Regions from separate parts of the Homo sapiens genome. Here region 1 is linked to region 2. A link is an interaction called in ENCODE POLR2A ChIA-PET data of the cell type or tissue named here. Cell type or tissue: B cell. All regions are shown on one strand.

Region 1 (4,000 bases), 210 kb after region 2:
AGGGAGGTGGCTGAGCCGTGACCATTCTCCCCACAGGATGGGCTGGCAGGGGTGGGCTGGGCTTGGGCTGGGGTCCCTGGGGGTGGGGGGCTGCGTGGGCCACCTTGAGCTTGGACCTTGTGAAGCTGCCCTTCTCACGAGTCAGAACGTGCTGGGGGCTGTGTGTGGTCTCACAGGAGATGGGTGAGTTATGGGAAAACAAGCAGGCAGAGAAAGATCCAGGCTTGGGTCTGGGGACCCGGGCCCACCCAAGCCCACCCGTTAACTGCCCATGTGACCCTGAGCTGGGACACCGCCTTGATGGACCCTTCAGGAGGGCAGAGATAAGAGGACACGCATCCTCCCCAGGCCGGCGCGGTGGGGGAAATCGGGCAGGCTGCTGCCGCCGCCGCTGCCACCTGTGGGTTCAGGCAGCGAGGAAAGTGGCCCAGTCCTGGGAAGGCTTTTACAGAGTGGAGCTGGCTGGTCAGAGTCTGTCCTGGGTTCTCAGTGGGGCCTCCTGGGAGGGGTCACAAGGATCCCCCGTACCATGGGTGTCTTCCTCCCTCTTGAGCAGACTCTAGGGGCTGGCCAGCCTCTGGCTGGAGGAAGGGCGGCCACCAGCTCCTGTGACTTGTTTTACCCAACTGGCTAGCAAAGGACTGTGGCTTCTTTTCCTTTTCCTTTCCTTTCCTGATGGAGTTCCGCTCTGTCACCCAGGCTGGAGTGCAGTGACGCAATCTCAGCTCATGCAACCTCTACCTCCCAGGTTCAAACGATTCTCCTGCGTCAGCCTCCCAAGTAGCTGGGATTACAGGCGCCCGCCACCATGCCCTGCTAATTTTTGTATTTTTAGTACAGACAGGGTTTCACCATGTCGGTCAGAATGGTCTCCAACTCCTGACCTCAGGTGATCCACTTGCCTCAGCCTCCCAAGGTGCTGGGATTACAGGCCCGAGCCACTATGCCCAGCCTTCTTTTCTTTTCTTTTTTTTTGAAACCGAGTCTTGCTGTGTCCCCCAGGTTGGAGGGCAGTGGTGCAGTCACGGCTCACTGCAGCCTTGGTTTCCTGGGCTCAAGCAGTTCTCCCACCTCAGCCTCCTCAGTAGCTGGGACTGTGGACGTGCACCGCAACTCCGCTCATTTTTCAAAATTTTTAGTAGACACGGGGTCTCGCTATGTTGCCCAAGCTGCTCCCGAACTCCTGGGCTCCGCCTCAGCCTCCCAAAGTGCTGGGATTACAGGTATGAGCCACTGTGCCCAGCTTTCTTTTCATTAATGTGACTAACTGTTATTTACTAATCTTCCCAAGCCCACTGACGAGACAGCCACACCCTCCCCAGCCCCGGCGTTACCTGCTCTCACTTGGGCCTCACCATGGCCTTGGCCTCCAAGAGACTCAGGTTCAGGGAGGTCCTGAACCAGGGGGTCCTGGTTCTCCTCTGGTCTCCCCTCCCCATGCGTGGTCCTGGCTGGATGGGCGGCTTTCCTCCCCTGACAGTGGCAGTTGCCCGCTGGAGAGAAGCCTACACCGCGTGGGAGGGAGGGGAAACCAATGGCTCGTCCAGCTGCCTGGCGTAGGTGAGGCCCTGGCCTGGTCACTCACCATCCTGTTTAAAGATGTACAGGGCAACTCGCTCCCTCCCGAGATCCCCGGGGGTCCACACGCCCGGTGCAGTGGTCACGGTGCCAGGAGGCTGGGCCTGGTGCATCTCTGAGGCCTGTGGCTTCCACGGGTCTCTGAAGGGATCAGCCCCCACAGAAAGGCCAGGGACCAGCGAGGAGGGTTAGGGGCTACGTTGGTGGCACGTCAGGGTCTCTGCCCAGGGAGGGCTCAGGACTGGTGCTGCCCACCCCCCGCCCCCCGCCCTGGACACCCTTATCTCTGTTCCACGACAGAGACTCCTGGGAAGGACCCAATCTGGCAGGGGTGGGCGTTTTCTTGGACACAGCCGTTTTCCCGGGAGCCCGAAGTCCCAGGAGCCTCTGGACGAGAGGTTTATCTCGAGAGAGCCTCATAAATGCATGTTCACAGTCAGGGGCACGACAGGAAATGCATGCCACAGTGCTGCGGGAAAGATTTCCTAAAGCGGTTTCTGGTCCTCCTTGAATGCCAGTTTCACGCCCCTAAAAGCTATGACGCTGAGGCACCTTTCAGGGCCTAGCAGTGGGGTGTGGGGTTTTGTGTTTTCATATGGAACAAGCTGGGAAGGGGCCAGAACCTGTTGCTCACAGGGGCCAGGGGGCATCAGCATCGGGGAGGAAGCCCCTCAGGAGGAGAGGTGCCTGGGGGGCGGTTGAGAGGCTGCTTCCCAGTGGCTGCTGGTGTCCCCTATCCCATTCTTACTGGCTGCTTCAAGGTCTGGGAAGAGCGGCCGCCCTATTGCCCAGCGCTAGGAGGGACTAGCAGCCCCACCAGCCAGCCCTAACCCCAGAACCAAGCAGAAAGCAGGAAGGCGGCCTCGTCCACCTCTCCTGAGCCTCCGGGGAGGCCCCGCCTCCTGGAAGAAGGCCTGCAGTGCAGGACACACAGGGTCAGGGGGCAGAGCCAGGATGGGGACCCAGGAGGGCTGGCATAGTGCCGTCCTGCCTCCCAGAGGGTGGAAAGGCTGCGGTGAGTGGGGCAGCCAGCCCCCAGCCCTTCCCCTCCCCTCGCCCCGGAGTGCTGCTCTCAGGAGAGGCCTCGTGGCTGGTGACTGGTTTTAGAACACGGAAAGCAAAGGCTGCCATGTCTGGAGGGCGGCCCCAGCTCATAGTGAGGGGCTGTGAGCTCAGCCCGGGGACCCGCCAGCACATCCCAGCTGGGCCTCTGGGACCGTCAGGCGCACCCGGCTGCGGGTTCAGCACGGGAGGGTGGCAGTGTTGAAGGGGGTGGCCAGAGAGCCCCTGAGACCGGGGCTGGTTGGCCCAGGCATGGAAGCCAAGCACGAAACTTGAGGGAGGGGCCCCATAAGCCAGGCCGAAGCTGGTGAGTTGATCTCGGCAGCCTCGGAGCAGGAACAGAGTGGTGTCCTTGGAAATGGGTGGTTTCTTGCCCCCTCCACAGGGCAGCCTGGGCCTCGGGCCTGTCTTGGGGTTTGCTGGAGGCTCTGGTGGAAACCCCGGCGCTGGGGAGGAGTGGCCTCGCCACCAGGCAGGCTAGTGAGCCCTGGTGGTGGGGTTTCCGCTGTGACACCTTCCCTCCACCCAAAAAGAGTGCTAGCAGGGCCTCAGCTGGCTGCCCTCGGGGGCCTGGGTGCATCCTGGGCCCCATCTGTACCATGGTCCCTGCTCTGTCCTGAAGCCCCTCACCCGCTTCCCTCCCTCAGGCCAGGCAGGTGAGGGGCGTGCCAAGGTCCCTGTGGAGTGTAGTCCCCATGGCAGGGACAGAGCCCCAAGGAATGGCCCACAGCAAGGACAGAGCCCCGAGGAATGGCTGCGGGGTGTGCCGCCGTCTTTCAGGGTGTCCTTCCTAGCCTTGGGCATCTCCCTCTAACAGGGTCCCCTGTGTGTCTGCCCGGGCTTCACTGAGCCTGGGAGCCGACAGGGAGAGGGCTGGAAACTTGTTCTTGTGAGTTTGAGAATCCAGGGCACCAGCAGGTGCGGGCTATGCGTGGAGTGCGTTGAGGCTGCCGCCATTGTCATTCACTGCTGTCTCCAGACAGGGGATGGGGTGGCACTCATCAGCCGGGCACCTGAGGCTCAAATTATGTCCCACTTTGTCTCCCATGCCTGGTCCCTCCGGGAGACAGAACCAGGCAGCCAACCAGGGAGGGCTGTGGGGAAGCGGGACTTGGGGCCATCCCTGTCCTTGGAGGAGGAGGGAGAGAGCCCTACAGTGTGGCCCTTGGTGAGAGGACAGCCCCCGGGAGGCCTAGGGGACGATGGTGGCCTCAGCTCCCCACCCAGCCTTGCCTCCCGAGCAGAACCAGGGCCTGGGGCGGTCACACCAGCCGCCCCTCAGCTCCCAGGAGGCCCCGTTGGTCGGGGGAGGATGCCAGCCCCTTAGAGAGGCGGGGACTCCCCAGGGACCCTCTGAGCA
Region 2 (4,000 bases):
GCAAGAGTCACTTGTCACAGTGATGCCTCAGGTGTCCCCACTGGACGGCCCCCTTGCAGAGACCTGCCCTTCTGTCTGCGGGAGGGAGGGTCCCCACCACCAGCTCCCACCCACTGCGGCATCCCTCCCCCAGGATGGCTCCCTGGTAGAGGGCGCGGCCTCTGTTAGGGTGACTCACCACTGCTGTTGTGGCCCCGAAGCAGCTGTAGACAATCTGTAAACCGGTGGGCGTGGCTTTGTTCCAATAAAACTTGATTTATAAAAACAGGTATGGCGGGGCCCAGTGGCTCATGATTGTAATCCCGGTGCTTTGGGAGGCCAAGGCAGGCGGATCACCTGAGGTCAGGAGTTCTAGAACAGCGTGCCAACATGGTGAAACCCCGTCTCTACTAAAAATACAAAAATTAGCCAGACGTGGTGGCGCATGTCTGTAGTTCCACTTAGGAGGCTGAGGCAGGAGAATCGCTTGAACCTGGGAGGTGGGAGGTTGCAGTGAGCTGAGATCCCACCACTGCACTCCAGCCTGGGCGACAGAGCAAGACTCCGTCTCAAAAAAAAAGCAAAACAAAAAACAAAACCAAAACAAAAGAGGTGCAGGCCAGAATTGTCCCCGTGGACATAGTTGGTCAATTAGATTGCATACTTTAATCCAGCCTCAGTTGGTGTGTCTGGGTTTTCTGGCTAGGAAGAATGCTGCTGTGGAATGTGCTGGAACAGATCCTTACGTGCGCTGTGTTGGAGTCTTTCCAGGTCAGGGGTTCTCAAACGGATTTCAGGACCCTTTACATCATCCAGAATGATCCAATAGCCCCAGGAGCCTGTGTCTGTGTGGATTATGTCTGCCGGCTGTTAGTGTGTTAGAAGTTGAGGCCAGGCATGGTAGCTCACACCTGTAATCCCAGCACTTTGGGAGGCTGAGGCGAGGATCGCTTGAGGTTGGGAGTTTGAGACCAGCCTGGGCCATGTAGCAAGACCCCGTCTCTACAAAAAATGAAAATTAGCCGGGCATGGTGGCGCATGCCTGTAGTCCTAGCTACTCGGGAGGCCAAGGTGGGAAGATCACTTGAGCCTGAAAGGTTGAGGCTGCAGTGAACCAAGATTGTACCACTGCATTCCAGCCTGGGAGACAGAGCGAGACTTTGTCTCAAAAAAAAAAAAAACCAAATAAATTGAAAGCTGAGAAATTCAGAGCACAAGAAGACAAGCGCGCCCCCTCTTTTAGCTGTCAACATGGCGGAGCCGTCCCTGGTGACGCAGCCTCCAAAGGCCTCCCTGTGCCCTCCTGAGACCGCAAGAGGGAAAGTGGCAGCGACAGTGATCGTGGTGTCTTTGTGGCGGTTGTGTTGACCTCACTGACCCCCGAAGTGCCGCTCTAGGGTCTGTCCTCAGCGGTGACCCGGCCGGGTCGAAGGGCAGAGTTCCGCTGTCACTAGCCCTCCACCCGTCCTGTGTGCTGGGATGCCCTCGCGGCGCCGTCCACGCCACCGCCGCCCCCTCTTGTGGGTTCTGTCTCCTCCGTGTCTAGGATCCTCCTGCATCCGTTTTTCCTTCCTCCCTTCTCTCCCTCCGTCTGTCTTGCCCGCACCTGAGGTTGTCGCAGAGGCGCTGAGACGGGCCAGCAGGAGCTGTGGCTGCCCCTCAGGAAGGCAGAGCAGTTTCTCACTTCCTTCCCCCCAGGTCCCGTCAGGCCCCTGCAGGCACTCTCTCTTCCGGCTGGAGGTCCCTCCTGATCGAGGCTTACACGGTCTTTGCTGAGCTCCTAAACTTCTGGTTTCTATCCCTAAAGTTGGAGAACCACTGCTCCCCAAACCCGGTGGCATTATCTGCCCTGCTGTGCCGCTAGGCAGTGTTCGGCACCCTGAAAGAGAGCCCCTGAATGTGGCACGAGGGGTAGGAAGTGGGCAGCTCGGTGGGGGGGGGGGGTGCAGTGAGCTTTTAGTCTTAAGTTTTCGTTTTTTTTTTTTTTTTTTTCTTTTTTATAGAGATGGGATCTCGCTTTTTTCACCAGGCTGGTCTTGAACCCCTGGCCTCAAGTGATCCTCCCATCTTGACTTCCCAAAGTACTGGGTTTACAGGCATGAGCCACCACACTCGGCCCTTTGTCTAAGTTTTCAAAAGGAATCAGCAAACTTAGTTATCAAGTTGTATTTGTATTTATCTGGACACTTTTTTTTCTTTTCTTTTTTTTGCCTTTAAGGGAGACAGGGTCCACAAGGCCGGGCGTGGTGGCTTACGCCTGTAATCCCAGCACTTTGGGAGGCTGAGGCAGGCGGATCACGAGGTCAAGAGATCGAGACCATGCTGGCCAACATGGTGAAACCCCATCTTTACTAAAGATACAAAAATTAGCTGGGGATGGTGGTGCACGTCTGTAGTCCCAGCTACTTGGGAGGCTGACGCAGGAGAATTGCTGGAACCCAGGAGGTGGAGGTTGCAGTGAGCCGAGATCACGCCACTGCACTCCAGCTTGGCAACAGAGCGAGACTCCGTCTCAAAAAAAAAAAAAAAAAAAAAAAAAGAGACAAGGTCTTGCTGTCGTCCAGGCTGGAGTGCAGCGGCGTGATCATGGCTTACTGCAACCTCTGTTTTCCAGGCTCAAGCAATCCTCCTACTTCAGCCTCCTGAGTAGCTGGGACTACAGGTGCCTGCCACCACACCCAATATTTAAATTTTTATTAATTGAAAAAACTTTTTTGCAGAGACAGGGTCTTGCCTGGTATCAAACTCCTGGGCTCAAGTGATCCTCCTGCCTCGGCCTTCTGAGTAGTTGGGACTACAAGCATGAGCTATTGGGCCTGGCCTAGCTTTTATACAATGCCCATGTTACAAAATTCCAAATGTCCAAAAAGCAAGGAGAATATCTTCCACTCTGCCTTGACCTTCAGTTTCCCCCCTGTAGTAACCTGTCTGCTTCCAGAAGTGCTTGAACATGTGTGCGTTTGCTATGGGTTTTTTTTTGTTTGTTTTGTTTTGTTTTTGAGATGGAGTCTCACTCTGTTGCCCAAGCTGGAGTGCAGTGGCGTGATCTTGGCTCACTGCAACCTCCACCTCCCAGGTTCAAGTGATTCTCCTGCCTCAGCCTCCCAAGTAGCTGGGGTTACAGGTGCACACCACCACGTCCGGCTAATTTTTTTGTATTTTTAGTAGAGACGGGGTTTCACCACGTTGGCCAGGTTGGTCTCAAACTCCTGACCTCAGGTGATCCACCCACCTTGGCCTCCCAAAATGCTGGGATTACAAGTATGAGTCACTGTGCCTGGCCTGTTTTTTTTTTTTTGAGACAGAGTCTTGCTCTGTCGCCAGGCTGGAGTGCGTTGGCTTGATGTCAGCTCACCGCAACCTCCACCTCCCGGGTTCAAGCAATTCTGCGTCAGCCTCCCGAGTAGCTGGGACTACAGGCATGCACCACCATGCCCGGCTAATTTTGTATTTTTAGTAGAGACGAGGTTTCTCCATATTGGTCAGGCTGGTCTCTAACTCCTGACCTCCAGTTATCTGCCGGCCTCAGCCTCCCAAAGTGCTGGGATTACAGGCGTGAGCTACTGTGCCCAGCTGGTTTTTTTTTTTTTTTTTTTTTTTTAGACAGGCTCTTGCTCTGTTGCCCAGGCTGGAGTACAGTGGCACGATCTTAGCTCACTGCAGCCTCGAATTCCTGAGCTCAAGTGATCCTCCTGCCTCAGCCTCGCAAGTAGCAGGGACTATAGGCTGTATACTACTATACCTGGCTGATTTTAAACATTTTTATAGAGATGGGTTCCTGCCATGTTACCCAGGCTGGTCTTGAACTCCTAGCCTCAAATGATCCTTCTGCCTCAGCTTCCCAAGGTGCTGGGATTATAGACCTGAGCCACTGCTCCTGACCTCATTTTTTTTTTTTTTTTTTTTGAGACAGTGTATCAGTGTCTCCCAGGCTGGAGTGCAGCGGCGCGATCTCGACTCACTGCAACCCCTGCCTCTTGGGCTCAAGCAATCCTCCCACCACAGCCTTCCAGGTAGTTGG

Evidence for each region. ChIA-PET counts read pairs that join two places held together with the same protein. Peaks named below come from ENCODE experiments on the same cell type or tissue, not always from the same donor. Only the 100,000 strongest peaks of a DNase experiment are listed, where the experiment ranks them.
Region 1: POLR2A ChIA-PET joins it to region 2 with 10 read pairs; 2 of 35 experiments call an interaction of 5 or more read pairs at or near these places.

Annotation. Positions count from the first base shown.
Region 1 is chr19:5,123,943-5,127,942 of GRCh38, forward strand. The region is part of intron 11 of KDM4B (lysine demethylase 4B); the gene reads left to right. Among named protein-coding and RNA genes, the nearest start is that of PTPRS-AS1, 52 kb to the right of the region's middle. RefSeq lists enhancers at 1,407-1,943, 1,944-2,481, 2,482-3,018, 2,942-3,001, 3,019-3,556 and 1 more and a silencer at 2,662-2,751. In B cell, no CTCF peak of the experiment used is centred here; DNase peaks (open chromatin) are centred at 2,109, 3,109 and 3,929; H3K4me3 peaks cover 850 bases; H3K27ac peaks cover 2,998 bases.
Region 2 is chr19:4,915,160-4,919,159 of GRCh38, forward strand. All of the region lies in intron 2 of UHRF1 (ubiquitin like with PHD and ring finger domains 1), which reads left to right. It also overlaps a transcript of ARRDC5 not described here. Among named protein-coding and RNA genes, the nearest start is that of UHRF1, 7.7 kb to the left of the region's middle. RefSeq lists enhancers at 100-149, 1,401-1,460. In B cell, no CTCF peak of the experiment used is centred here; DNase peaks (open chromatin) are centred at 132 and 1,682; H3K4me3 peaks cover 2,201 bases; H3K27ac peaks cover 2,190 bases.